Regions from separate parts of the Mus musculus genome. Here all the other regions are linked to region 1. The links are chromatin loops, found by intact Hi-C in ENCODE. Cell type or tissue: heart. All regions are shown on one strand. Each heading gives the region's core, and the rest is flanking DNA. Links, peaks and the distances in the headings are about the cores only.

Region 1 (7,213 bases), core at 1,373-6,372:
GGCAGGGAAGCACTGCAAACTCAACTCAGCTAAGACTGCTGCTTGGGGCTAATGAAGGGTCCCCAGTGTGTGAAGGTCACACAGCCAAAAAGGATAACAGAAAAAGGTATAAGAAAGGGAAGTGAGTGGACAGCTGCGAGAAGGCTCTGAGAAGAAAGCCCTGCCACTAAGCCCACCCTGAGCTCCAGCCCCAGAACCTACTGAGGTAGAAGGCCAACTGCATGTTACCCTCTGACTTGCACACTGCTGCATGCATCCCGCCCACCCATCAGCTAGTTAAGAGAAAGGTTTATGTTAGTGTAAAGCAGCAGTTAGCTGCGGTGCATAGCTTTTAAATAAATGACAGGGGAGGAAGCAGAGAGGAGGACTTCTCACTTTTATGGGACCCTCCTCGTCTCCGAGCCAGACCTAGCAAGGCTTTCCACACCATTAACTAGCCAAGTCATTTTCAAATCATGTGGACCCCCAAAGGGTGCCTGAGGGAGTGTGGTAAAGGCGCAGAGGTCAGCTTTGAGAACAGGGAGGAATTTAACTTTGTATGGTGCCACAAGCTTCTAATCCTAACACTCCCCAGTTCTGGGAGGAAGCAGGTGAACCCCTATAACTTCAAGGTCTATACAGAGAGTTCTATACTGTATACAGTTCTGGTCTATACAGGGTTACAATAGAGACTCTACCCCAAACTGGGCACAGTGGCGCATGCACACACACACACACACACACACACACACACACACACACACACTGCTCTGGCTTCCACACTGACACCTCTCTGAGTGGATCCCTTCATCTGATGCTGGGGAGCCCTGAGGCCTCTTGAAGCCAGTGGACTGTGAACACTGCTTTCCCGACTGGCCACTTCCCTGTGGCTGCCACCAAAGAGCAGGAAAGGATGGCGCCTGATCTGAGTGTTGAGCTGCTAAGCTTCTGCCTTGATGCTCTACAGAAAAAACCAATAAGTTTCCAACCGTGAAGTGCCCTCCTTGCCCCTCCCCACAACAACCCAAGTTTTGTTTCAAGAGTACATATTACATTCTGTCCTTTGAAAAATCCACATTCTGGTCACTCCAGCCCTACAGGAACGTGGCCCACTTCTGACCACACTTGGAGTCCAGGCAGAAAAATGACCTCCTAACACCTATTCCATCCAGGCTACGCTCAACTCCTGTCCTGACTCTTGTAGGCTCACACTTACCCATCTCCTTGGATAGCTAGCCGTGCAACGCTATGTTCATGCTCTGTAGAGAGTGACGGTACCCTATGTAGACCCTCACGAGGTCCGGAGCTTTTCCCCAAAGCAAGATCTGTCCTTTTATCCAACTTGGTACCTGTGTTAAGCTCTTTAGGCCTTTATGTTCCTTAGAGGTACCAGTTTGATCACTCTAAGCCAGGCTAGTGTCAAGCTGTGTCCCCAACCCCCAGAATAATTGTTCAAAGAGGACAGGCCTATTGTGCAGTGTCTCTCTGGGGGACTCCGAGTAAATGATGAGCGACCTCATTCTCTACAGCGCCTTGGGAACGGTGTTCCTACTCAGTCTACTCAGGTCCAGCCACTGTAATATCAGCTTCCTGCCTCAAGCCATTCTTTTTAATTCTGCTTACTTTTAGTTTTACAAAAAAGTAGTGTTTCGGCCAGGCGTGGTGGCACACGCCTTTAATCCCAGCACTCAGGTGGCAGAGGCAGGTGGATTTCTGAGTTCAAGGCCAGCCTGGCCTACAGAGTGAGTTTCAGGACAGCCAGGGCTACACAGAGAAACCCTGTCTTAAGACAAAACAAGAAGAAGAGAAGGAAGAGGAGGAAAAGGAGGAGGAAGAAGAGGAGGAAACAAGGTCATAACATTTCCAGGAAAATGAACAGAACTAGAAACGATTATGTTAAATGAAATTGGCCAGACTGAAAAAGACAAAAAGTGTGTGTACAGAACCTAGATTTAAAATCATGCTTTTGTACTTACATGGGGGAGAGGGATCATGAAGTTAGAAAGTGGGGTCATAAAATGGGAGGAAGAGATCTTAAGGGAGGTGGGAAGTAGAGCAGTGGAATCTAGGAACAGAAATAGAAGGGACTCACTAGCTGGAGGAAGGGAACCAGCAGGAGCGTCAAGGGGACATGAGCGGGCACAGTGTAAAAAGACACACATGCGTGAAAATACCATGGTGGAACCCACTGCTGTGTGTGCTGACCTGGAAAGTAATGGGGAAAAAAAAGGTTTCTTCATATTAACTCCTCGAATAGCGTCTCTATCGACCTTACACCAAAGTCATGCATCTACCACAGGATTCATCCCCATTGACACAACATGTGTCATGTGTCACCATGACCAAATGCCAGATAGAAACAACCCAAGGATTTATTCATTTGTCTCAGTTTGGAAAGGGACTGGTTTATTGCCACATGGCCCCATGTCCTTGAGCAAATCACTGTCATGCTGGGTGTGTCCTGCTGAGGAGCTAGGACTACCACACAGATAAGAGACCCCAGGCAAGAGAAGAAGAGTTCCCAGTTCTAACCATTCCTCCAGCTAAGCCCATCTTCCACCTCCCACAGCCTCTCACCAGCAGCATCCTATTTGTGAATCCATTGATTCTGTCAGCGTCCTCACACTCACAGACATCCCCAGAAGTGCACTTTACTGGTCGCATACATGGTTTTTGTATTGGTGCTGTTCTGGTTTGGCTGCCTTAGAACTCATTATGTAAACCAATCTGACCTCGAATTTGCTGTAATCCTCCTGCCTGTGTCTCCTGAGTGTTAGGACCGTAGGTGTGCATCACTATGCCCAGGCCATTTAAGTGTTTAAGGTTTTTTTAAATTTACTTTTGTGTGTATGTGTCTGCATATGTACATACATGAGTGCACGTGCCCGAGGAAGCCAGAAGAGGACATGTCATCCTCTGGAGATGAAAGTACAAGCTACTGTGACCCTCCAGTGTAGGTGTTTGGAACTGAAGTCAGATTTTCTGAAATTGCTGAGCCATCTGTCTCTCCGGCCCCTCAAACTGGCTTAACTTTTCACTTATGTATTGATAATTCATTTCTTTTTAATATTTTTTTCTAATTTTAAGTCTTAGTATGTGTATAAAGAGGGTGCGATATGTGAACATACACCCTTCTCTGAGACGCACCTGTGGCAGTCAGAGGACAAAACTCTGTAGTTAGTTCTTATACCGTGATGGGTTCAAAGAATCGTATCAGGTCAATCAGGCTCGTATGGGAGAACTTCTACCTAGTGAGCGAACCATCACAATGCCCCTCGTTTCTTTTTTTTTTTTGGGGGGGGGGGGGTCGAGACAGGGTTTCTCTGTGTAGCCCTGACTGTCCTGGAACTCACTCTGTAGACCAGGCTGGCCTCGAACTCAGAAATCCGCCTGCCTCTGCCTCCTGAGTGCTGGGATTAAAGGCGTGCGCCACCACGCCCGGCCCCTCCTCTCTTTTCTATCTTAAATAATATTTGTCTGGATGCAACACAACCTCAAATATTTTATGCGCTGCGCTGCGGGGTGGGAGTGGGAGGTACTGAGAGCCTGGCGTAGTGACACACTCCCGTAGCATTAAGCTGGGGGATCATGAGTTCAAAGCCAGCCTTAGATAAAAAGTCCCAGGCCAGTCTTGGCTAAATAAATTAATGATAATCCTGTCTCAAAACAACAAACGATAGGCAGGTAGGTGGGTGGGTAGGTACAGATATAATAAAGTTGCACAGGTCAGCTTGGATGACTCAGAAGAGGCAAACGAGGAGACTAACGGTCTGAACAACCAGACTCCGGCACTAGATGGCGGAGCTGAACCTCCACCAAGGGCCCGCCTCTACCCCTTTGTCCCCGCCCTAATCTCCTCCCCGCTCCCAACGCCTTCTTTCCTCTCCGCGAGCGTCAATGGAGCTGAAGCAACTTCCGCCCAAAGAAGGGTGGGGCTTCCGTGTATCTCTTGGTCTCGCGAATGCTAATGCTAGCACAAAAGGTGGTGGTGGCCACATGTCATAGTGCCTTTTCCCTGGATTGCCTGTCACGGTTCCGCCCGTAACTATTCCCATTTCCGGCCAGGAAGCAGGGTCTTGCGCTGAATCCCGCCTTCCTTTCGTGCGCGCTCAACTTCGCCCGCACTTCCGCCCTCAAAAGTTTCCGCCTCCTTGTTCCCGCCAGACACACAAGGCTCAAATGAAGGCCGACTCCCCCAGCTCGCTCCGGTCACGCCCAAGGAAACGGAAAGAGGAACCAGATCCCTTATCCTCCTCCCGAGTCCCTTCTCTTGGCTTCTCCACCCCTTCCTCTTACAGACCCGCCCATTTTGGGTGGAGATGAAGCCATATTCGCCCTCAGAAAGGCGGAGCCCTCTGGTTTAGCCGCTCTCGCGAGCACTCCGAAATCTCGCGAGACTCGACGCCCGACTTGTGCGCCCGGGAAACCCCGTCGTTCCCTTTCCCCTGGCTGGCAGCGCGGAGGCCGCACGGTGAGTGAGGGCTCTGGGTCGCGGCTGTGCGCGGGGCCACGGGGCCGGGCTTTCTGGCCCCAAGAGCTCGTGCCGGGACCGCGGGAAGCCCGGCGCGGGGTCGCTCCGCCCTCTGGAGCCGCGGCCACGTGCGAGCGGCAGGCCCGGACATGCCTGATCGCCGCAATCCGGGAGCCCGGAGGGTTAGGTGGGCAGCGGAGGGGTGAGTGGGACGCCCGGAACGTGGGCTTGAGGGAGCGGGGTGTGGAGGGCTCTCCCACGCGGTCACCACGCCGCGGTGCTGCGATCCGCGTGGCGTGTGCACCCGGCAACTCTGTTGGACCTGCAGGAGCCGAGTTGCAGGGACATGAGGCTGGGTGGATGCTGAGGCTTTGGGGTGGACTGGCGACGAGCAGGGTTGGTGTTGACCTGGACCCACGTCAGGGGTTTGCACCAAGCCTGACCTCGGCATGCTTGTCCCTTCCTCAGATGCCCGGAGTTACTGTAAAAGACGTTAACCAGCAGGAGTTCGTCAGAGCTCTGGCAGCCTTCCTCAAAAAGTAAGTGTTTGTTGGAACTGAGGCCTGACCCCTGTGCGCTGTGACCCCAATGTGTCATTAATCCCTCTGGCCACTTGCTGGGGGTCTTTTCTGAATTGGGCCTACGGTGACCATGCTTCCTTTTTAACCTGTTCGTTCTTGCTTTTTTTTTCCCCCAACCTTGTTAACTTGCTAAAGGTTAGTAGATCTGAAGTCATCTTTGGAAATTTTTGAAGTGTGCTTTTTCTCAATTCTCTTGGTTCTAGGTCCGGGAAGCTGAAAGTCCCCGAATGGGTGGACACAGTCAAGCTGGCCAAACATAAAGAGCTTGCCCCATATGATGAGAACTGGTTCTACACACGAGCTGGTAAGAACTGAGGCTTTGGCTGGGAGTGGGAACCTGGGCGACCCCAGGCAGGGACCCTGTCTTCCCCTCCCATCTACACCAGGAGACAGACCTCATTATTGAATAGCTGTAGCTTTAAACTAGAAAGGAAATCTGAGGGCAAATGAGTGTCCATATTTTGCTTACTTGAGAGTCTTAACAGCTTTCTGTGTCCACGGTTATAGCATTTAGATTTGAACAACTGTCAACTCCTGTTTGGTTGAGTGGTCGGGAGTGCCACTCCTGTTATAAAGGAAACTTACAGATCTGGTGCCCAAAGAAAACTTTGGGGTGCCCCTCTGGTCTCTCTGGATCCTGCCTGGGTGCTTTGTGCATCCTGTTGTCTCTAGTCTTTAGGGGAGCAGGATTCTTTCTGCTGGGTAGTGCCAGGGTTGCAGTTCATGGCCAGGCCTTTGCTAGGGGGGGGCCCTGCCTGAGAATTCCCCTGGTCGTGGGAAGTAAGTTCCTCTTCGCTTAAGACCGTGAAGCAGTTTATAAGTTAATATTAAATGTCCACGGGATCCACTTTGTTTCAGGCTTTGGCATGGGCACAGGGACCACCATGACTCAACACAGCCTCTGAAAACCAAAAGGTCAATTCCACAGTGTGGGAAAAGGTCGGTGCTTCCACCTGCCAGCACGTTTTTAAGGAGGGTGATGTAGGGAAGGGTGGTGAGGCCTAGCTGAGGTGTGCACCTCACACCCCCTCTTGGAAGCAAGCGTGCAGTGGTGTTGACAGTGCTTCAGGTGGTAGGTTAGGGCGGCTGTGGAGTTGCGAGAGGAAGACTGTTGGGTTTCTCTGGGTAGAGTGGTGTACTTGCTGTGGACAGGGTTGGTTGTCTAGTTTCCACAGCTGCTGTGGGGGGAGGCTGCCATATCCAGGGCCCGCCAGACACTGAGCTGTGTCCCAAGCAGGATGGGGTTAGCAAGAAATGGAATCGAGCCAGGTGCCTTTTGCCTTTGATTCCAGCACTTCTGGAGCAGAAGCAGTTTGGGGCCAGACCTGCTGGTGTGAGCTTGTATTCCCAGAATTTGAGAGACCAAGGCAATGCTGAGGGGGCTGGGCTGAGCTACAGGAAGACCCCAGCATTCTGGGGTCTAATGGGTTCCTGTCTGGTTTGATCAAAAAGCTCAGGCTCTTACCAAATTGTAGCCGTTTGTCATAACACTGAAAAGGGGGGTACAGAGGTGGCATTACTTTCTTCGAAGATAGGCTAGTTCTGTTCAAAGTTAGTTTTCAGACTATGTTTGTAGTTTTGTCTGGATAATGAGCTGGCTTGTTCTGTCACTTGCTTTTGGGGCTGGAGTGCAGTGGGGAAACAGGCTCATGTTTTAGGTCCTGAGAAAAGGCTCCATGGGCCTCCTGTGTTAGGACCAGGGGGCTTGTTGGGAGAGTGACATTTGTAGGGGACCACTTCCGTTGGAGAACCAAAGGGAGGGTGAGTTAGGGCTGGGAGAATAGATTTTTCCACAGAAGTTTAACATGAAGGCATTGGGGAGGGAAACATACAAGGTTTTTCATCCCACACTTAAAGACGGGGTGGTCAGGGTGGGGTCCCCACCCTGCTCTTAGCACAAGTTTCTTCTGTTGTTGTTAGGCTGCAGTGCTTCATGAAACCTTGGTCTTCGCAAGTAAGTTCAAATCCAAGGTGCCAGCCCCTCCTGAGCAGCAATTCTGGGGCTTTATCTAAAGTTGTGCCTTTAAAATGTGCCAGAGCCAGGTCTTGTTGAAGAGGAGAATAAAAAGAAATAGGCTGTCTTGCTGCTTACAGCCTCTAAATAGTTCTTTATTCAGTCAAAAGGAGTGCACACAAGCTCTGGAATGGCAGGCCCATGCCTTGTAATTAGTTGGCAGGTGGT
Region 2 (7,213 bases), core at 902-5,901, 340 kb after region 1:
TAATTTGCTACTGTTATGAATTATAATGCAAATGTCTGTGTTTTCCATGGTCTTAGGCCTCCCCTATGAAAAGGTCTCAATCCACAGGTTGAGAACCTCTGCTTTAGTTAGAGGCGAGTCTGGGGTACAAAGTGGGTTCCAGGACAGCATGGGCTACAGAATGACACTCTACCTCAAAATAATAACTATTATTTTTAAGCTGCATATACATCAAACAATATTAACAGACTCCGAGACTTCACAGATTTTAAGAGGCTGGAAAGTGGACTATGAAGAGATCAGAGAACTAATATCCATTTTCTTAGGAAGAAATCTTCTCATATTATGCTGTCTAACTCAGAGCTAGGTCTAACGATATCTGTAATATACTTCCAAAGTGCTCAATGAAAACCTCAGAATTACACACACACACACACACACACACACACACACACACACGCCATAGAATGTTAGTCATCCCTCAATCCAAGTGAAGATATTCTCTGTACTTTTTTTTAAGCTTTATTTATTCATATTGTGTATATGGGTGCTTTGTTTGCATGTCTGTCTTCATACCAGAAGAGGCAATTGGATCCCATACAGATATAGACAGTTGTGAATTGCCATGTGGGTGCTAGGAAATGAGCCCTTGACCTCTGGAAGAGCAGCCAGTGCCCTTAACCACCAAGCCATCTCTCCAACCTCTCTGTACTGTCTTTTAACTTTTCTGAATGTTTGAAGTTTTACATAATTAAAAATCAGGGGGTGGGGGGTAGGGGGTGGAGAGATGGCTCAGCGGTTAAGAGCACTGACTGCTCTTCCAGAGGTCCTGAGTTTACTTATATATATAAAATAAATCTTTTAAAAAATTGCACTCGAGCCGGGCGTGGTGAAGCACGCCTTTAATCCCAGCACTTGGGAGGCACAGGCAGGCGGATTTCTGAGTTCCAGGCCAGCCTGGTCTACAAAGTGAGTTCCAGGACAGCCAGAGCTATACAGAGAAACCCTGTCTTGAAAAACCAAAAAAAAAAAAAAAAAAAAAAAAAAAAAATTGTGCTCGCTCTCTCTCTCTCCTTCCTTCCTTCTGCTCTTTCTTAAAAAAATAAAAAAATAAAAATAAAAAAAAATTCAGGGATGTGGCCGGGCAGTGACAGCACACGCCTTTAATCCCAGCACTCAGAAGGCAGAGGCAGGTGGATTTCTGAGTTCAAGGCCAGCCTGGTCTACAGAGTGAGTTCCAGGTCAGCCAGGGCTATACAGAGAAACCCTGTTTTGAAAAACAAACAAACAAACAAACAAACAAAAAAATAGGGATGTGCATGTGTGTATACACTGACTAGAATACAATAATTTAACAAGTTAAAGGCATCCATCATAAAATAAGCCTTAGCAATATATCCAGCCATGACTGCTGGGTCACAGGCAGCCTGATGCTATCTGAATGAGTCCCTGTGACACAACCCTGTTGCTTCAGGACACATGCTTTTCCTTCCTCCGATAGCAATAATAAACACAGGCACACCGCAAAATACAAAACCCTTCGGGCCATTTCCTTGATGGACCAGGATGTAGGACATTAGTCACAGGACAGACTCACCTGTGTCCCACTGACTCTGAGGAGAGTCCGAAGAACTGCTCGCCTGTCGCCGACGCCGGCAACTGTCCTCTGTCCTCTTGGAAGAAGAGCTGGGATTGCCATAGCTGTATCGCTCAGGGGACACTGGGGAAAGAGAATGGAAGAAGCTATCTCGGCTTCCTCACCTCTCAGCCCCGCATCCTAGGAAGAGTGCCCAGCCACGGGATGCCTGACCCAGCCGCTCAGAGGTCACACCCAAATACCCACGCTTCCTCAAGCACCTCCCGCCCAGAGGTTGTTCAAAGGCCTCCCAGGACAGAGTACTCATGGGGCGGTTCAACCCGTGTCAACAGCTCCAGCTGCCAGGGTTCCTCTTTCAGTAGCCCAGGTCCCTGTAATAGCACTTGCCCCCATCTCCAGCTCACTCTGGAGCCCCATGATATATAAGCAGGGCTCTCTGCTTCTTGAGGGTGACACTCAAGACAGTATTTTTTCTAAAAGCAGACAGCCTATTCCTAGAGGTGCCCCTCTGCTTACACAAATCCCACAGGCTTATTGTGGGACAGAAAAACTCATAATTCCCCCCTTCCCAACCTCTGCACTGTATCTCTCAAGAAAGAGCCCAACAGCACACCTACAGGCTCCTGGCACCTGACTCCTCCCCTCCTAGCTCCTCCCTTTGTACCCCAGAATCAAGGGCCTCAACCCTGGAGACAGGCCAGGCAGGTTTGAATCCTTGCTACATATACTTTGCGTGTGACACATTTTCATGCCCCCCACCCCATTTCAAACGCCACCTTCTTAGGAAAGTATTCCTTTGTTGTTACCTCTCCTCATTCTGGGGGTACTCTATCCCTCTCTACGACCATATCCAAAGCTAAGTTCCTTATTTACTATTAATTGACTTCTCCACTAATACAAGTTTCGTGGAGTTGGCATCTTGGCTGTAACTTCTCTGTAGCCTCACATGCTGCAAGGTACCCAGCGTCTCTGAACCTGTTGTTTTCCCTGGGGGCGGGGGAGGGCTGTCAGGTGACAGTGCCTATGAAACCTTTCCTATGAAAGGTTTGTCTCTTCCTGGCATAAAAAGTTCCACAAACAGTGGCCACAATCATTACTGATATGGCCGAATCCCACAAGCTCACTTCTACCTAAGCCATACCCTCTCACTGTTGAGTTTCTCGCTGTGAAATAGGGGAGACTGTATATCCTTATCAGGGAAGTACAGGGGCCCAGAGGGAGCAAGGTGTTTCTGCAACTTCCTATTCAAACCCTACCTGGCCGGCGCCGCTTGCGCGCCAGATGTGGCAGGAGGTCGTGACGGGCTAGCACGCGCAGGAGTTGGCTCAGCAGCCGCAGGTTGCTCTCGTCGCACTGCCCGCGGCGTTCCAGCTCCAGAAGCAGCTCCAGGCCGCTGCGGGCGCGGGCCAGGCCGCCGGGGGCGCCGGGGGCCTCATCCAGCAGGAAGGCCAGGAGCTCCAGTTCGCACTCGGTCAGCTGCCCGCCCACTACCTCGAACATACGGTGAAGCGACAGCATGCCGTAGTAATCCAAACACTCATCCTCCTCCCAGCTCGGGGCCGGGGTCGACCCGGACAACGCCATTCCCAGGGGAGGGGTGCGGAACAAGCTCAGAACCAGGGCCTAGAACCCACACGGCGGGGAGGAGGTCGTGGTCAGCGACACAGTGGCTCAAAGCCCACAGAGGCCAGAGCGTGGGCCCCGCAAGGTGTCTCCGGGCAGAGTCGCCCCCCACACCCTCAACGGTCTCAACCTCTCTCCCTCCCACGGACAGGAATGGTATCGCCCGAGATCCCATAGTAACAGGTCGAACGCTAGACCCCACCGGTCCACATCACTGTCGGGAGGACCAAGCCCAGATGCCCTTTTCTGAGTAGTACGTTTCGAACTTGCCACCGACTGACCTAGACGACCAGCTCGAATGAGCTACATGGCCCATTGCAGGGCACCTTGTCCACTGCCCGGTGACTTCGGATGGCAAATGTCCGGTCATAGCCCTCGGGTTCTGTCCACTAGTACCTTCCTGCTAGCTCCAACATCCCACTCAAGTGATACCTTTCAAAAGTGACCCTCGGCCCCCTGCAAGTGGGACCGACCAAGACAACCCTGAGCGCCACACAGGTGGTACTGTCTGAATCCGACCCCCCCTCCCTGAAAGGGCGATCGATCCTGCCCTCACCCGAGCACCCAAGTGGTTCCAGCTACCCTTCACCAGTCACCTTTAGGCCTCTCTTATCCTCACCAGATTCCAGCGTCCGATGACTTCTGGGCGACGGCCGCAGCCACTTGTTTTGGATCTTTCTGGCACCTTCTCTATTATTACGCCTGCGTCACCTCGCTCCTCCTCTTTCGCCCAACTCGCGCAGGTGCGACCGCCACGCCCCTACAGCGCAAGCGCAGAATCAGACCTCAAGCTCCACCCCTTCCAGGACTCCAGATCCGCCCCTAACCCAAGCGTCCGGACTCTCCCTTGCTGCGCTTGCGCAAGAGCAAAACCTCGCTGTGTCTTGCTCTTGATGGTGGTTTCAGGCTCGGTGTGTGTCCCCTGAATCCTATGACACGACCTGGTGGAATTACTCATCCCACAGACTACCTCTTCCTCCTGATCACGTCCTAGACACCCACATGACCAGTGCCAACAGCTGTCAGCGCAAAGTAAACCAGTCACGAGGGTCCCGACTCCCTGGAGCGCTCAAGGCTCATAATCAGGACTTGTAATACAGTATGCCCCATTCTGGTGGCAACCAGAAACCTACAACTCAACTCTGCTGTCTCAGATCCTACATGGAAATTCTTGCTCATACAGCTCCCCAGCCCCAATTTATAAATTCTCCAGTCGCAAGCAGCAGAATGATACCTCTTCCCAAATCTCAATAGACCTTGCCACCCCCTGTGTGCAGCACATTCCGAAGACGTCCATCAGCACCTCCTATCATAGACACCACACCCACGGTTAGAACAGCCTTTGTACAATCGCTTCTGAGCCCTCTTGAGTCTTGGAGCCACCCAGATGCCCCTCCTAACCTGCACCTATGAGAGCAATCCTGTCACAGAAGTGGAGGCTAGGGTGTCTTCATGTCCCCTACACGAGGCCTTGAGCGTGACGGTCGCTCCTCCTCCCCCACTTAGGTGACTCAAGGTCAGGGCCAGCACGTGCCTAAGACAGGTCTCTTCTAGGACTGGTTTCCACCCCCGGAATTGTCTCCCTAAGGGGCGGGAGGCTCTGGCTCAATGCTGGCTGTTTGTTTCCCTTTTCTGGGCCTTAGCTTTTCCACCTGTGAAACGGATGGCAGTGGAGTCCACGGTATGGGCTCTCTGTGTGAATATCATTGAATCAGACAAAGAATGGGAGGAAGGGGAAAGCTATTTATAAACGGTAAAGCTTCTATGATGGGTGGGCTATAGTGAGTACTACGGTGTATCAGGCCCCGAGCCGAACATTTTTATGTGTATGACAAAATTCAATGCCTTCAACAACCTTTCAGGAGATGCGATTCCAGTCCACTTTGCACGTAAGCAAAAACTGAGGCGGCGCAGGAAAAGTACAAGTGTGTCTGGCTTTTTAGTTACGCTGTCAGAAACGCTCAGTCTCTTCTGCTACGAGATAACACCTGTCAAAGTCTCGCACCGCCACGTTCATTTGTGCGACCTCGCTCTATAAGGATGCACACTTTTCTCCGCTGAATTTTCAAACAGCAGGAAAGGAGCGGCCCCGGAGAACTGCGCAGGCGCCTCTCCTGGTCCCGGACACCGCCTCCAGGGCACTGGTGTCTGCGTGGAGAAACTCGCGGAGCCCCGCCTGACTCCCAACACGCAGGCGCGAGGGCGCGTGCCCTGCGCTACCAGCTCTGATTGGCTGCCTCTCCTGAGAGCACCGCCCAATGGGAGGCGTGGATAGTGAAGGGTCCTACACTACTGGAGTGGAGGGTCTGTGTCAAGAGCGGCAGGGGCTGCTTGGAGGTAAGAGAGATGGGTGAGGGCGCCGCAGGGCGGGCGGGGAAGAGAGCGCTGGGTGTAAGGAGAGAGTGGAGGAAGAGGGAAGGGTACGCTCAGGGTCGGAGAGCCTTGGGGCCTGCGCTTGGGGCTGGAGCAGCGCGGGATGATCGACAGCTCCTTCCTGTGTGCCCTAGAGGCGTCGTTGGATCCCCTGCTTGTGCTGGCCTCAGCTTGAGCTCGCTTGCACACCCCACCCCTGCAGGGGGCTCTCACGCTGCAGAGAAGAGGAATCTGGTAGGAGGGAAAAAAGCAGTGTAGCGGGAAAGTTGAACTTTCAGGCCCCTGGTGTAGGTGCTTAGATCTCCTTTCCGTATACAGAGGTATTAGCTGAATTCCACCTACCCCCTGACACGGTGTAGGACTGGGAGGGAAAAGAATGCAGGCGGAAAAGTGTCCATTTCGGGATACCTGTGCTACTTTCTAGAAGGACAGTGTTATTAGGATTGTGTGCAAGTTAAGTGAGTTTTGGAAGGATTGAGTTGGATGAAATTCAGAGAGCACATAGGATTGGGTCCTGTGCACCATGTTTTTCTGTGTATGAGCTCATCCATACTTTGTAAAGTTTGGGCATCCGCTCCTTACCTGCTACAAGCCATGTAGCATGCTCTGATCCAAGCCAGGGGAGTTCTGTCTTGGCAGTGAGGCTGTAACTAAGGCAGAATGCTAACCTCCCCCACCCCCAGCCCATTTGATTGTTTCTAAGAAAATCCTTTATGGACTGGTTCGGACTTAATGAGGAGCCAGGCAGGTGTAGTGGCACCCGCTTTCAATGTCAGCACTGGGGAGGGAGAAGCTGGTAGATTTCTGTGAGTTTGAGGCCAGTCTGCCCTACATAGTGAGTTCCAGATAGGCCAGGGTTACAAGATGAGATGCTTCAAAACAGAGCGCACTTAATGGGGTATTTGGAATTGGTAGATAAGGAAAGTTTGGTTCCTGAGCATTTAGCAAGTCATTTATCTGCAAATGGTTTATTGGTCATCAACTAATAACAGGGCCTTGTACTGGGCTATGTATCATGGAAATGCATAAAATGGGTAGACATGTAGTGTGCACAGAGATGGTTAAGGTCCCAGGACATCGTCTATAGGGAGCCTTAACTCGTCACTGAATGAGTCTGTGTATTTACTGTGTGCTGGGCACCTTTCTTGGCACTGGAAACACCTCGGTGGTGAAGAGGCTAAGATCCCTGCCCTCTGGGAGCAGTACATGAGCAGCCTGTATGCCAGGGCTACCAGCTAAAGTCTCCATGCTCCTGGCATGAGCACAAGTAAAGAGGTAAGGAAAGTGGCCGATGGCACTTGGGAGGCAGAAGAAACAAGGCTGAGAACCAGACGTCCCCGTGTACATACTGAGTGAGGTCAAGGCCAGCCTTTGTACATAGACTGTCTCTACAAAACAGAACCAGCAAGGCAGTGGCGGCGCACAACTCTAACCCCAGCACTTGGGAGGCAGAGGCTGGTGAATCTCTGTGAGTTCAAGGCCAGCCCAGTCTACAGATCTGAGTTCCAGGACAGTCCAGGGCCACACAGAGAAAATCTGTCTCAAACAACAGCAACAACAAAAACGGGCCATCTTGCTGGCCCAGGAGGTAAAGGCGTGTGCCTTGCAGCCCTGATGACCCCAGTTCAATTCTCAGAACCC
Region 3 (7,213 bases), core at 1,200-6,199, 330 kb after region 1:
AAGGGAGGGACAAGACGCTCCAACAATGAGCCCCACCCACCGCAGTGCCACCCTGGCCCTGAATCACCTGCTCACCACACAGCCTCTCCTCAACCCTGAGCCAGCATGAACAAGTGACACTTGCGTGGACTCTCTTCTGGCTGCCCCAGACACATGCACCTGGCCCTCTGAGCCCTTTGATCATGTCCACGGCTTTACGAGGCGATGCTGAGCCTCCCTTCTGTGGATGAGGAAACTGGGGCCCAGAGGTTGAATCATCAAGCTGGACCATTCCAGAATTCTATCCAAGGTGACCAGCTCTGTTCTGAGCCCAAGCTACTAACCGCCCAACCCTGTCGGCTGCCTCTCACACAAGCATATATAAACATGAAATTACAGGGCATTCTAAGGCCAGGCGGGAAGACGATAGGCAGGGACCTTAGAGTTCCGTTCTAGAAAATGGCACTTGAAGTGAAGTGTGAGGTAGACACTGGATTAGCCAGGAAGACCAGAGACATGGGAAGGGTGGTGTGTCTGCCAGAGAGAAAAGAGCTTAGGGCCATCACCAGCTGTGGGGAAGGTCACTGACAGCAGGGTTGGGAGGTCTGGTCTCATTTAACAGCTAAGCCCCTACTGTGGACATCTGGAGGTAACCACACCTCTCCATAACCCCGTGGTGTCCTAGCAGCACTGCCCTAAAGAGACCAAGGTGAGCACCGGGGCCCTAAGCATGAGTCATGTGGGGACAAGGACCCCTGGCTCAGGGATGACCACCACAGGGGCTGGGTGAGAGCACTAAGTAGGCAGGAGCAAGGGCAAGACACTCATGAGAAAGTGACAGGCGGAGAGAAGGGCAGGCCTGGCTCAGGCTGCCTACAACTCTGTTTTGGTAATGCTGGGGACAGCTACCCAACAGGCTCTGCCTTCCTAAAGTTGGGAAGCTGTGTCTGATTCCTACACACATGGGCCTGAGCACCGCCTTGTTCCCTTCTCATTTGGGGGCAGAAAAAGATGCAGAAGAGAGAGCGTCTTCTCAAGCAAGCACCAGGTTGATGGAGGGAGCAGGTTCCAGCTGGAGTCTCGCATTGGTGGTATAGTGGTAAGCATAGCTGCCTACCAACTGTCTCTGAGAGCCCTGGAACGAACCTCCCTTGCATTCCTGGGTGGGTGTGCTGAGGACAAAGATCTAACTCTCACAGCACTGAAGTGCCCAGCCCAAGTAGCCTCCGTGGAAATATACACCACAGTAAGGGCTAGCCTGGAGTAAATGCCCACCTGGAGTGGACAGTAGGCTCCCGCTCCAGTTGCCTGGCTCTGTGCCAGCCTGACAGGAGAGGCTGCCACCAAGCTTCAGAGAGAGGTTAGTGACTACTGCCTCCTGATTAAGGAACCACTGTGAGCCAGGAAAAGAGCCTGAAAACGTCAATGGGCAGAGTGCTGACATCTGCCTGCAATCCTAACATATAGGAAGCTGAGGCAGGAGGATTACTACAAGTTCAAGTCCAGCCTGAGATATAGTGTGCCATCCTGTCTAAAAACTTTTTTAAAAGGGACATTGCTTCTATCTGTTTAGTAAGTAATAAGACAACTGGGATAACTGCAGGACAACACGGCGCACAGAGATGACATCACGGTGCACGGAGAAGAGGTCAGTTACCATGGATAACTGAAATCAAAGGGCCTGGGGGTTATGAGGGCATTCCTTCTGCTCTTGTATATTTTTCATTACAAAGTTGTAACATGGGCATGGTAGCACAACATGCTTGAAGACAAAGCCAGTCGAGTCAGAAGTTCAAGTGCAGCCTTGGCTATGGATCAAGTTCTAGGCGGGCCACATGAGGCACTGTTCTCAGAAAAGCCCCCTCCAGTCTCCCTGCTGCACACATGAAATGATATGGAGCCAGACCACATTCCAACCCTTAGGAGGCAGAGGCAGGAGGATCACCAGAAGCTTAAGACCAATCTAGCCTACAGAGCAAATTTCACAGTAGCCAGAGCCCCACGCCAAGACCCTGTTCTTGCCTGGCCCCCTTAGCGGTCTTCTCCCATCGTCACTCCACCAAACAAACCCTCATGGCCTCTGTGCCCCTGGGGATCACTCAGGGTGATGTGCACTCAGGCTTTTTGCTCCTGTGAGCTCCGCTGAGATGCTCCCTGCCCCATCTGACACCTCCGACTTGGCTTTCCTCTCACCAGAAACAGCTCAGGGAGAACAGAGGCCTCTGCAAGCTCTCTGGAGACAGAGGGAACAAGGCAGCTTCCTGCCAGCTCTGGTACTAGGGGCTTCCTCCCCTTGCCCTTCAACACACTCACACAGCGGTGAACGCAGGCACTACGTCAATAGCTGTCTTGAGAATGAGCGGCCCAGCACTGTCCACTGGATAGCCCTGAGGTGTATGGACTCAGGGGCCTATGTCCAAACCTAGTGCCCCCAACTACCCCCTCTACCCTCAAGGACTTCATAGTTTATATTTGCCTCTCAATGGGGTCAAGCCTGTTGGGTTTGTAGGAGCAAGAGTAGCCCTGTCCTTCCTTTGTCAGCCCAGGAAGGATCACTGCCTTGTTAAAGTCATCACTACTTTTCTGAAGGGAAAATTAGGGCCCAAGCAGGGAGAACCTAAGCCAACCACACCCTGCCAGGTGACTCAGCAGTCAGACTGGCAGTTCATGGTCCTTCAAGTCCCAGCCACACCTTGACTAACAACCTCCAGGCCTCAGGGAAGACACTTGAAGCCTGGATGTTCCACAGTCTGCCCAGACCCTCAGGGCAGTGACTCCCTAACTTACCCAGTCAGCCAGATGACTGGCAATTAATTACCTGACTCCCAGCTCCGGGCAGCCACCCCCTCAAGCCAGCAGCGCCTTGTGAGGACATGGGCTGCCTATGCTGCTGTGCTCCTGGCAGTACCGAGCACAGGTATCTGCCACCTCATCTCTGAAACAGGCCAACACCCACTGCCTGAAAGGCCACATGGGCAATGGGAGGGGTGGGTGTATGCAAATTATGCTTGCTCTGCACAGGGGAAGAGGAGGCACCACCCAGGCCAAGGCCTCCGGCTTGTACATCCTATAGATTCAGAAGAACCCAGCACTTCCTTCTACCCCATCTCTGTCTCCTAACCTGTGCCAGCTGCTCAGCTGACCGTATGCCACTGAGGCCTCCGCAGCTTCCCGCTGGCATCACTTGGTGTGACACCTCCATCAGGATGTCCCTGCAGGCCCACCAGGCTTTGTGGCAGCTGAGATGACATGACACCTCGGTACTGTGAGTTCTTTACTTCCCACACTATCATGAAAACTCCTGAAGGCCAAGGACTTCCCTACCTGGTCTCACTGTGTCCTCGATGCCTGCAGTGCCCGATAAAGAGATGCTCAGAAAGAAAAAGTTAAAGGATAGAAATGGTAAGCGGGCCATTCTAGGGCTCTGCAGCCCCAGAACACAGTCGGAGGTCGCTCCTGCCATATCTCCCTGTATCTCCCTGTCCCCACTGGCAAAGCCTCTCATTCTAGCACCTGACTCCACTGGACACTCTACACTGAGGTCATGGGGGGACCACCTGCCCAGCTCCTCTGCAGCATTCCCTGCACCCCACTGGCTCTGTGTCAAGTCAGCCTGGCTACCATGCCTCTTATCCAAGTTCCCACAGCCTAGATACTCTGGAGTCTGAGACCATATCTGAGTTTCTTTGGGTCCCTGAGTCTATCTAGCTCAGAGATAGAAGGACCAGAAATGGCTGTCATACCCAATCCCCTAGCACACCTCCAGACCACAGTGGAATATCCCATGGGCAAAGACTGGTCCGGAGACAAGGATGTTGGTTACATGTCTACATAATCTACCTCTAGGGAGGTTGAGGCAAGAGGATTCCAAGGTCAAGGCCAGCTTGGGGATTATATATTGAGTACCAGGCAAGCTGGGTCACATAATAAAAACCTGTACCAACACACACACACACACACACACGAAAGAAACTAGAAGCACAGAGAGAAACCCACACTCCATTCATGTTGCAGCTGCCCAGCCTCCTGTTATGGTCTGGCTGGCTTCTCCACCTGGCCCTTGGCAGCACCCATTTGGTCTCAGCAATCTCAGCTCCAATGGATTATCACCCAACTGCGAAGTCAGCTCTACAGTGACAGGGCTTCCCTGACACAGACCTCACTCGGCACATGTCCCGGCCAGGCAGTGTCCCAAGAGGATTATGTGGGTGACTGTCTCTTCTGACAGCAGCTCTAGGCAGGACCACTGGCATCTTACTGTACAGATGCAGGAACCTGACCCCCAAGCCCCACCTCTGTCACCTGCCCAAGGCCAGGCAGTCTCTTTAAATGCCAAAGCTGAAGACAAGAGAGAGCAAGAGTGAGAGAGAGAGAGAGAGAGAGAGAGAGGGAGAGAGAGAGAGAGAGGCGCTCGCCTTTAAATCTCAGCACTTTGGGAGCAAAGGCAGGTGGAACTCTGTAAATTCAAGGCCAGCCTGGTCTTCCACACCCCAGATGAATGTGGCATGGCTCACCCTCCAGCCCCGGGGCCCACCATAGGCACTTTACAGCGTTCTCAAGGCCCATGGGTACTTACCACAGGTCACCTTGCCTTCTGAGGAGGGCCTGCCCAACTCCTGGTGCTGCTGGTGCTGCTGCGAGGCTGCAAGGCCTGCTCTCCGCCGCTGCCGGGCACCACTGCTAGGGCGGCCCCGACTCCGCCGCTGCCGCTTGGTTGGTGGGGAGCCTAGAAGACAAAGAAGCAGCAGCTTAGGACCAGGAAGGAATGCCAAGGTGGGGTGCTCAGAAGGAGGAGGTCTTAGTGCAGTGAGCCTTTGGGGGGACCTTCTAAAAGAGGGGTGCATGCACCACCATACAGTACACCCTTGCAGGTCTGACCCTAGAGACTGCCAACACATTCACAACAGGAGACAGGCTTGACAACTGCCATCTAGAACCACCACAACCAGGGTATGGTGGCACACACCTGTAACTTCAGCACTTGGGGTACAGGCAGGACGATAAGGAGTTCAAGGCCAGACCAGCTCTAAGAGATCCTGCCTTAACTGCTTATCGCCATCCCACCCCCAAAATAGAGGCTGAGGATATAACTCAGTGGTATATTATCTAACATGGCTCAACCTCTCCCCCTCTCTCTTATACACACGCACATGCGCACGCACATGCGCACTGGCTCAGTGGGTAAAGGTACTTACTACTAGGCCTAAGGACCTGCATTTGATCTCTGGGATGCACCACAGCTCTGTACACACAAACCGGTGTTTTGCTTTGTACTTTAAAGACAAAAATCAACAAAATAAGAGTGCAACAGTCTAGCTGGACATAGTGGTGCATGCCTTTAATCCCAGCACTCGGGAGGCAGAGGCAGGCAGATTTCTGAGTTCGAGGCCAGCCTGGTCTACAAAGTGAGTTCCAGGAAAGCCAGGGCTACACAGAGAAACCCTGTCTCGAAAAACCAACCAACCAACCAACCAAACAAACAAACAAACAAAAAACAATGCAACAATCTCTCAAGGAGGAATGATATCCATGGTAAATTGTTGAACCCAGTAACACAAAGCAGGAGCCAGGCATAGTCCCTAAATGTCTGCATCTCTATACTCAGGAGGCTAAGGGGAGTGAGAAGCAAGCAACCACAGGCCAGGCTGCTCTACACAGCAACCTTGTCTTAGAACTGAAATACAGAAGAGCCTTGGAGACAAATTAAGTGTACAGTTTGTAACACTTTGCCTAAGAGAGAGAGAACCTGAACTCTCCTCTCCAGCCATTTTTTACTTTTGCTGGAAGCCCTGAAAGGACACATTAGAAAGAACGAAAACTGGCTGCTTACACAGTGAGTTTCAGGCAAGCCCAAGCCACCTTGTAAAACCCTGTCTCAAAGTTTCTTATACAACACACACACACACACACACACACACACACACACACACTCTCACACACATGCTTGCAGTTTTGCCTTTCAGTCACTTAACTGTTTTATACACTTCGCAGCATAAACGAAGGATAAAATCAAAGGGCACAATGAACTTGGCCCACATGATTGGTACCACCAGGATTCTGGTGAAGGAAGTAGGGCAGGTACCTTAGAACAAGGGTTCTCAACCATCAGATGTCAGACCACCCTTTCCTAGCTAGGGGTCACAGAAGACCACCTGGAAACACAGATTCCACATTAAGATCCATAACAGCAGCAACACTAGCTACAAAGTTGCAAGTTTTATGGTGTGAGGTTACTACAGCAGGAGGAATCCTATGAAAGGGTGGAAGTAGTAGGAAGGCTGAGAAGCACTGCCTCAGAACAGTGTGGCTGCAAACTCGGCTGGATTTAAGCAAAGAACAAGAACAAGCACATACTAGTGGCTGGCGCACATCTTTAATCTCAGCATTTGAGGCAGAGGCAGGTGGATGTCTGTGCGTTCAAGGCAAGTGTGGTCTACATAGTGAGTTTCAGGCAAGCCCAAGCCACCTTGTAAAACCCTGTCTCAAAGTTTCTTACACACACACACACATACTCACACACACATACACACATACACCAGTAGTCAGATTTTAAAGGAAAGCAGAACTGGAAAAATTTACAAAAACTGGAAGAAAAACTGTAACACAGTTTGCAACAGTGTAGGAGAGAAATCAAAACACTCTTGAACACTCCTTACATGTCACTTCTGTTGCAAACCCTGAAAGAATACATTAGGAACAAACGAGCCTCTACAGATAAAATGTGGTGTTGCCTCACTACTGCGGTAAAACAAAGGAAGTAAATCTATCTCAGAACCAACGGCCAAGACTCTCACTGTAACAGTAAACAGTCAGGGGTGCAGGCTATGGCTCAGCAGTTAGCCTGTACATAGCTCTTGAGCCAAACCTGAGTTCAATTCCCAGCATGCCCTCCTGAGGTGGCTCCAACCATGAGTAACTTAACCTTTTTTTTTGGGGGGGGGGCAAGGGGGATCTGACATCTTCTTCTGGATTCCCTGGGGATGAGCACCTAAGTCTATAAACCCAAATATACACATACTTAAGAGTAAACTTAAAAGCCTCAACCTCTGCTGGGCGTGGTGGCGCACGCCTTTAATCCCAGCACTCGGGAGGCAGAAGCAGGTGGATTTCTGAGTTCGAGGCCAGCCTGTCTACAGAGTGAGTTCCAGGACAATCAGGGCTATACAGAGAAACCCTGTCTCGAAAAACAAAAACAAAACAAAACAAAACAACAACAACAAAAAAGCCTCAACCT
Region 4 (7,213 bases), core at 998-5,997, 360 kb after region 1:
ATGTCCTAGCGCTTCCTCCAGGAAACCTTGAATTCTGTCTTCCATATAGCAGTACACCAACATTCAAGCTTACTTTCCACTGGTGGATAAAGCACCTACAAATTTCTACTTCTAGCAAGTAGCAGTGAAATCACTTGGTGGGGGCCACCAACACCTCAGGTGTAGAATCCAGCCACACCAGGCTACCCAGCCTTTCTTCCCTTTTGCAGGGCAGGTACAAGGTACCACCTTCCACACAAAGGAGCAGAAACTACGGGGGTGTTCCTTCCTCAAAAAAAAACACTGTCAATCCTCACAGCCAGAGCACTGACTTCTAAATCCTTCCTGGCAGAGGTCCTAAGTAACAGAAACAAGCTGGTCTGAAGAGCCATTGCCCTGGCCCTCACTTGGGGATAAGGACTGGAGGGTTGGGGGTCTGTTACTCTTACCAACTACTCTACATTGTTATGGGCACTGGTCTGGCCTCTGTGTGCTCCAGAGTAGTACCTAGCCTGAGAATGGAGCTGCTCAACTCCACAACTGCTGAAGGCATATCCCAGCCTGATGCCTTTGAAGGAAAGCTTTGGTTTCCAATTCCCTGTCTCTGAGTAGCAGCAAGCCTAGTTGCCACTCTTAGGGACCCACTCCCTTTAGGAAACTTACCAACAAAGGCAATTTGCAAGGGGGACAGTGAGGGATATTTTGAAAAATACTACCACATGGCTATTTATTTTTTCAGAGCCAGTACCAGCCACTTCAAAACCATATTTTATAAGAGGTGTGACCTGTGCCCCCCCACTCCATTTTTGCTAAAGAACCCTGCTCCCTCACCTTGTTTTAAAAGAAAACTGACAATGAGCTTTCTTAGAAGCCTGTGTTTATTCCCAAGCTATTCTTATCTATAAACAATAGTGATTATTTACTGCCATCATCGAGGACTGACTACAAGTCTAAACGTTTTCAGTGGGTTAGGTGATAATGTCAGGCCGTATGGTTTAAACCTGGCCCTTTTCTGTGGAAACATTAATAATTCTGAATCGGTGTTTCTAAAGGATATCCTATCCAAATCACCAATTTTGATGGGAAGGAAACGAATAGCCCCCTTTTCATACAGGATAGTGACAGAAATCATATTCTTGTCTCTTAGGGGACAACAATCCTAGATCAAATTGGCAAGTAACTATGACCTCTGATCCTAGTCTCCTGTGGATGGCAACGTCGTCAAGTACTCGAGACCTTGATAACTGGAAGAATAGGACCTGTGACCTCTGTTTCTTGGGTGTTGGTAATTCTGAATCTAAACTCCAAGTGATGGTAAACCCTCAAACTCCTTTATCTCGGAGACAGAAAGCTCCGATCCTGGCTTAAAGCAGCACGGTGACCTCGAGCTTCTCTCTGGGTACATGAAAGAATCTGGTTGCCGTTTGATGCGCTTGGGAAACCCAGATCACCACCCCACAGGGCGCCCCTAAGTACTCACGGCCCAGCTTCACTCCCGGCGGCGGGAAGCTAGTGCCCGCGCCGGGGCCACCGCTGCCTCCTCCGCCGCTGCCGCTGGGGCCACCCCCGGAGCTCGAGGCTCCCACGCCCCCACCCATAGCCCCGACTGACGCTTTCCCGCCGCCAGTGCCTCCTGGGCCAGAGGCCGAGCCCCCGGGGCCGCCGCCACCACCTCCGCCTCCGCCTCCTGGCTCCGCGAACGAGCTGGTCCGCGCCCGGCCCGAGCCCCCAGGGCCGCCTCCCGAAGGCCCGCCGCCGCTCATGGCGCCGAGCGCAGGCCCAGGCCGCGGGGCTCGGGCTGCCTGGGCTGCCCCCGCCGCTGCCTCTGCCGCCGCCTCCCCTGGGCTCCGGCCTCTTCCAGGCCGCGCCGTTCGGGCTCCGGCTCCGGCCCAGCGCCCGCCGCGGGGCACGCCGGGAGATGAAGTCCCTCTGCCGTCGGCTTCGTTGTCACCACCCTCGACCCGCACAGCACTCTGGGAAATGGAGTTCTCAAACCCTCAGAGTAGCTGACTGCTGGGGGCGGGGTGTGACGGCTCGCGCTGCACACCGGGAAATAGAGTCCTGGCTAATGTCACCCGACTCTGCCAAAAGCTAACTTGGAAGCACTTTGAAAAACACAGTCAGAGCCACACACTCACTACACAGAGGAAAAAGCAAGTCCCTTAGAGTATCTCAGAAACGAAATCTTAGCCACTCCAATACTGAGCAGCATCCAAGAATGATGCACGCCGGGAAATGGAGTCCAGCCACCCACCCAATCTGTGGGCCATCGGTGACTTCCTGCACCGCGTGCATTCTGGGAAATCGAGTCCGCACCCGTGAATACTTAGTACTCTGGCTGTGAAGCACACTGGGAAATGGAGTCATCACCACGCCCTCACCGCATTGCAGGTGTAGAATGGTTGATAAAGCACTATAGGAAATGAAGTCTCAGATGCTCCTCAAACCTTAAGTAGATACTGTAACTGGAAGGAACTGATAGGAAGTAGAATAGGCATCGCGCTCTCTCAGGCCAGCTAGCAGCGTCGCAGTTCCTTCCGGGAAATGTAGTCGACACCAAGAGTTATGCGCGTCGCTTCAATGAGCCTGGTGTCTTCTGGGAAATGAAGTTCAATATTGCCTCACCATTGACGAGGCTGATGAGAGCTACCAGCAACCAGAAGCATGCTGGGAATAATCCACAGTAGACTCTGACTCTTCGTGAAGCTAGGCTCTGGGGCTTCGTGGGAGCTGTAGTCCAAAGGGAGTACTGTGGCTGAGAGTGTAGGTGAAAGGTTAAGGACAATTGTTCCCAAGGGAGACTATAATGTGTTACAATGTCTTCTCTGATCCCTAGGTCTAAGACCTAAACCGATAAGTGAGTGCTAGAAAAAGTAGTCCCAAGCAACCACATATAGAGAAGAGAATAACGTCTCCTTACATTCTCAACGGATTTAGTACAGTAAACAGTCCCGACTATGCCTCAGAACATTTGTTTTCCGATAGTCTACCTTTTTCCCTAGCAATATGGTTAGGACCAAGAAGATGAGCTGCAGGATTTAAAAAAAGAGAGAATTTCTGTCCTGAACCCCCAATTTTTTGCGTCTATCCTCTTCCTAGATTACAGGATTCTAGATAATCTGAATGAAGGGAGCCGACTACACGAAGGAGTTTCAGCTTTCTTGAGTATGTCGAGTCTCCTGTTAATCAATTAATACCCGGGAAAAGTCGCACCAAAGTAGGAAACTGGGGGCTGGGGGGGGGGCGCAGAGACAGAGGTCAAAATGCTGTCAGCTCTCGTGCCTCAGAAACGGAGTCTGTGCTCTACTTTACTCGCAGCCTGTGTTCGTCCTAATTGTTGGGGCTTTTCTGAAGCCTACAGTACTGTCTGCTCAGTCATTTCCCTATTGCAATTCTCAGTGGACACGGAATGGAGACAGAAGGTACTGCTAGCGCTTCTAAAGACTACGTTATCCAGAAGGCAACGCACGGGTACTTCCGCCCTCTTCGCAAAGCCTGCAGACGCTTCACGCTCGACTGTAGAGGGAGTTTCTGGAGTAACACAGTCGCATGGTGGCTGCCGCCCTCTGACGGCTGCTCCCAGTTGAAAAGTGAAGTCAAGCCCCTAGGTATAGGATCAAAGAATCTCACTAGGCTATGTAGCAGGATAGAACACATTATTTAACCGCCAGAACTCGTGGAACCTGCCCAGGGGACCGTTCTTGGCATTGAGATCTGTGCGGCACTGGAGAGCAAATTCAAAGATCTGTAAGATGTTTCCAAGTGTCTAAGCAGGTTCTAAAGATGTTTGGAGGAGTTGATGGGGGTCCATGAAGAGATTAAAGACTTTGATATAAGCAATGTAAAACAATTGTTTGGGGAATTATAGAGAACTCTCAAGGGAAACTTATGAAAGGTGTGAGGGAAAACCTCTGGGCTGCCATGAATGAGGAATGGCTAAGAAACACAAGGAAGAGACGTTGGCCTCGAGAGCCATGGAGATACTTTGGAGGAGGGCTATTACAAATGGGATTTTAATTGGAATGAATTCATTTGTAAAAGTCGTGAAAGGTGTATGGAGGACTTTCTGGTTGGAAGCAAAGATCTCAGGGACAAATGTCTTGTTTTTGTTTCTTTCGAGACAGGGTCGCATGTAGCCCGGGGTGCCCTCAAATTCACTATGAAGCTGAAGACATCTTCCTGCCTGTACTGTGCTTGGGTTACAGACTAGTGTTGCCAAGACAGTTTTCTGGTGATGAGAATTGTGTGTGCTAAGCAAGCACTCTACAAACTGAGCTACATCCCTAGCCCTCTGTTCTCTTTTGAAATAGGGTCTTAGGGGCTAGAGAGATGGCTCAGTGGTTAAGAGCACCTTCTGCTCTTCCAGAGGTCCTGAGTTCAATTCCCAGCATCCACATGGTAGCTCACTACCATCTGTAATGAGATCTTATTTCCTCTTCTGGTGAGTCTGAAGACTGCTATGGTGTACATAAAATAAATATTCTTAAACCACATCAACAATAAAAAAGAAATAAGGTCTTAGTGCACACCTTTAGTTCTAATACTTAGGAGGTAGAGGCAGGCAGATCTCTGAGTTCAAAGCTAGGTTGGTCTATAGAGTCCCAAGGCTACATAGAGAAACCCTGTCCTAAATGACCAAAATGGAAGAGCAGCAGCGAGGAGGAGGAGGGAGAGGAGGAAGAAATGGGGTCTTGTTCCTTGTAACAAGGCTAGACTCAAACTAGCAGCAATCCAACTAAGACTTCCCAGTACTGAGGGCAAAGACACGTGCCACCACACTAAGTTCAGGGCATCTTTTTGCAGGAAATGTTCCAGACCTCTAAATGGATTCCGGTGGGCGATTAGAGACTGGAGGAGCTGCTGTTCTTAAGGCCAAAAATCACCTGTGACGTCCCACACAACCGGAATCTGGGACAACAAGTTTGATTAGATCATGGCCTGTCCTCTGGAGGGGATCTGAAGCTGAACTCTTAGGAGCCATGTGATTAGAAGTGCTTTGAAGGCCCAGCAATGGCTGTGCATGCCTTTGATCCCAGCAGGCAGGGGCAGGCAAATCTCTGTGAGTTGGAGGCCCGCCTGATCTCCTTGTGTGAATTCCATGATGGCCAGGGCTACACGGAGGTACCCTGCCTTAAAAAAAAAAAAAAAGACGATTCTGAGTGTTGCTGCTGAGACCACTAGCCAGTCCTGCTTCTTTCTTGCAATGACAACATCCGCCTTTCTGCATCACCCCACTAGCAACTCAGCTGCATCTATGTTGCCAGGAGATATGTCTCATCCCAACTTCCAGAAATAACCCAGTGGTTCCCACCCCAGGGAATGGCTTACATCACCCAGGAGAGGGAGCAGTTGCCCACAAGCTGCCACAAGAGCCTGTTTCCTGCCAGTCTTCCCGGTCCTGGTCAGCATCAGGCTGGAGAGCCCACTCACTCCAGGGCTGACTGACACATGCTGAAGTAGAAGTGCAGAGATGGGTAGCCAGTTCAAGGTTCCTTCTCCCTCAGGGCTGCACAAGGTGGAGTTTTATAGTGAAGCCAGTCCAACAGGCCCAGAGTTCTCAATTCCCACTCTTATCTCTTAGCAACCTATGGCCTTGAGGGAGCCCCTTTCCCCTTTCAGGGCCTAGGGCATCACACCTGCACTGCCCAGGTGGGGCCGGCATCCTAAAGCACCCAGAGCCCGGCCTCTTCCTGATTGTTTTATCTCCTCAAAGACTCAGCACTGAAAGCTCCTGGTTTCTTAGCTCTATAGGCTCCTCATCAACCAAATTCTAAGACCCCAGATCCCTCGATCTGGACTCCAACTGGCTTTCCACTGGAGAATCCAGCTGTTGTTAAGACATTAGATTAAGCGCTACTTTGTCGAATAGCTCAATTCTAGGTCTACAGGCAAGTTTAATGAAGCCCTTTGTTGCTGAATGCTTAAAGAACTAAAATGTGCTGCGGTGGGGCCTGAGCTGGGATGTGTGTGTGTCTGTGTTCGAGAGTGCACAGGGTTTTTAATCCCAGGAGGCAGAGGCAGGTGGATCTGAGTTGGAGGCCAGCCTGCTCAACAGAAGTTCCAGGACAGCCAGGGCTACACAGAGAAACCATCCCAGAAAAAAAAATATTAAAAAAAAAAAAAAAAAGGAAAGGAGAAACTGAAATGCTTAAACACTTGGCACACAGCAGGTCAGGTCAGTCAACAAATCCCTCTTAAAATCTGCTTGGGGGTGGGGGGTGCGTGCAGGAGGTGAGCTGGTGGGACAAGGATGACCGATTACTTTCCAAGGTTTCTTTAAGATTTGGTTTTATAAGCAGAGCAGTGGTGGCGCACGCCTTTAATCCCAGCACTCAGGAGGCAGAGGCAGGCAGATCTCTGAGTTCGAGGTCAGCCTGGTCTACAAAGTGAGCTCCAGGCCAGCCAGGGATATACAGAGAAACCGGGTCTCGAAAAACCAAAAAAAAAAAAAAAAATAGTTTTATTTATTCGGGCTGGCAAGACGGCTTGGTGGTTAAGAGAGCTTGCTGCTCTTGCAGATGACCTAGGGTCGGTCCCTAGCACCCACACGGCAGTTCACAACTATCTTTCTGTCCTTCCGGAGCATCTGACGCCCCTTTCTCACCATCTCGGATGCAGGTGCACGGACATGCATATAGACCAAACATTCATATGCATCTGTGTAAATTTCTTAAAAAGATCTTTATTAATGCATATATCTGAGTGACTCTATGCCAATTCTGAGTGGTTGCCAGAAGCTGCCTCCCCTGGAACTGAAGCTGTGAGCTGTCACGAGCCACCCCACATGAGGTACTCTGCAACAGACGGAGGTTCTCCGAAGAGCAGAAGCACCCTTGAACACAGAGCCGAGCGTCTCTCCAGCCCAAGGGCTGCACTTCAGGACACTACAGGCCTCCCGGTCAAAGGATCCCAAGCAGAAGGCTAACATCGCACACCTCCCTTTCACATGGTCCTGGCCTTAACTTTGAACTTCCTACCTCAAGTGCTGGTGGGATTACAGGTGTGGACCACTAAAGCCTCCTCCGAGTACATTGGAGTAAGATGGGGAGGATTCAAAATACGGGACCCTTCCTTCCCTGGGGAACCGATGGGGGTGTGGCTTAGCAGTCAGAGCTGGAGGGCAAAAGCAATTCAGGTAGGAGAACCAGGAACAGCAGGGCCTTGTTAAGGGTCCTAGAGGCAGATGGGATGATAAGGAACCAGTCAAGGAAAGACAAGACTACGGAAAGCCAGA

What was found. A loop is a pair of places that touch in the nucleus more often than their neighbours do. Peaks named below come from ENCODE experiments on the same cell type or tissue, not always from the same donor. Only the 100,000 strongest peaks of a DNase experiment are listed, where the experiment ranks them.
Region 2: it touches region 1 in a loop (4-fold over the local background); 2 of 42 quality-filtered maps call a loop at or near these places.
Region 3: it touches region 1 in a loop (2.3-fold over the local background); 2 of 42 quality-filtered maps call a loop at or near these places.
Region 4: a loop joins it to region 1, with 2.5 times the contacts of the local background. A loop is called at or near these places in 2 of 42 quality-filtered maps.

What each region holds. Positions count from the first base shown.
Region 1 is chr7:24,880,218-24,887,430 of GRCm38, forward strand. Rps19 (ribosomal protein S19) reads left to right here and starts at 4,375. Exons shown (of 6, transcript NM_001360119.1): 1 at 4,375-4,450; 2 at 4,919-4,989; 3 at 5,235-5,335. The coding sequence starts at 4,919. In heart, for the core only: a CTCF peak has its summit at 3,770 (motif pointing right); DNase peaks (open chromatin) are centred at 3,924, 4,044 and 6,144; H3K4me3 peaks cover 3,027 bases; H3K27ac peaks cover 2,984 bases.
Region 2 is chr7:25,215,969-25,223,181 of GRCm38, forward strand. It overlaps Dedd2 (death effector domain-containing DNA binding protein 2), which reads right to left and starts at 3,891. Exons shown (of 5, transcript NM_207677.3): 1 at 3,796-3,891; 2 at 2,833-3,199; 3 at 1,577-1,699. The coding sequence starts at 3,160. Zfp526 (zinc finger protein 526) reads left to right here and starts at 5,457. Exons shown (of 3, transcript NM_175436.5): 1 at 5,457-5,536. Mir7048 (microRNA 7048) reads right to left here and starts at 1,757; the gene lies at 1,700-1,757. In heart, for the core only: a CTCF peak has its summit at 3,012; DNase peaks (open chromatin) are centred at 3,203, 3,993, 4,703, 5,403 and 1 weaker place; H3K4me3 peaks cover 4,137 bases; H3K27ac peaks cover 3,352 bases.
Region 3 is chr7:25,206,594-25,213,806 of GRCm38, forward strand. It overlaps Dedd2 (death effector domain-containing DNA binding protein 2), which reads right to left. Exons shown (of 5, transcript NM_207677.3): 4 at 4,556-4,705. Among named protein-coding and RNA genes, the nearest start is that of Mir7048, 7.5 kb to the right of the region's middle. In heart, for the core only: no CTCF peak of the experiment used is centred there; a DNase peak (open chromatin) is centred at 4,166.
Region 4 is chr7:25,235,919-25,243,131 of GRCm38, forward strand. It overlaps Gsk3a (glycogen synthase kinase 3 alpha), which reads right to left and starts at 1,933. Exons shown (of 11, transcript NM_001031667.1): 1 at 1,460-1,933. The coding sequence starts at 1,742. Erf (Ets2 repressor factor) reads right to left here. Exons shown (of 4, transcript NM_010155.3): 4 at 6,642-7,213. In heart, for the core only: CTCF peaks have their summits at 3,490 and 5,318; DNase peaks (open chromatin) are centred at 1,883, 2,443, 2,563, 3,483 and 2 weaker places; H3K4me3 peaks cover 2,807 bases; H3K27ac peaks cover 3,580 bases.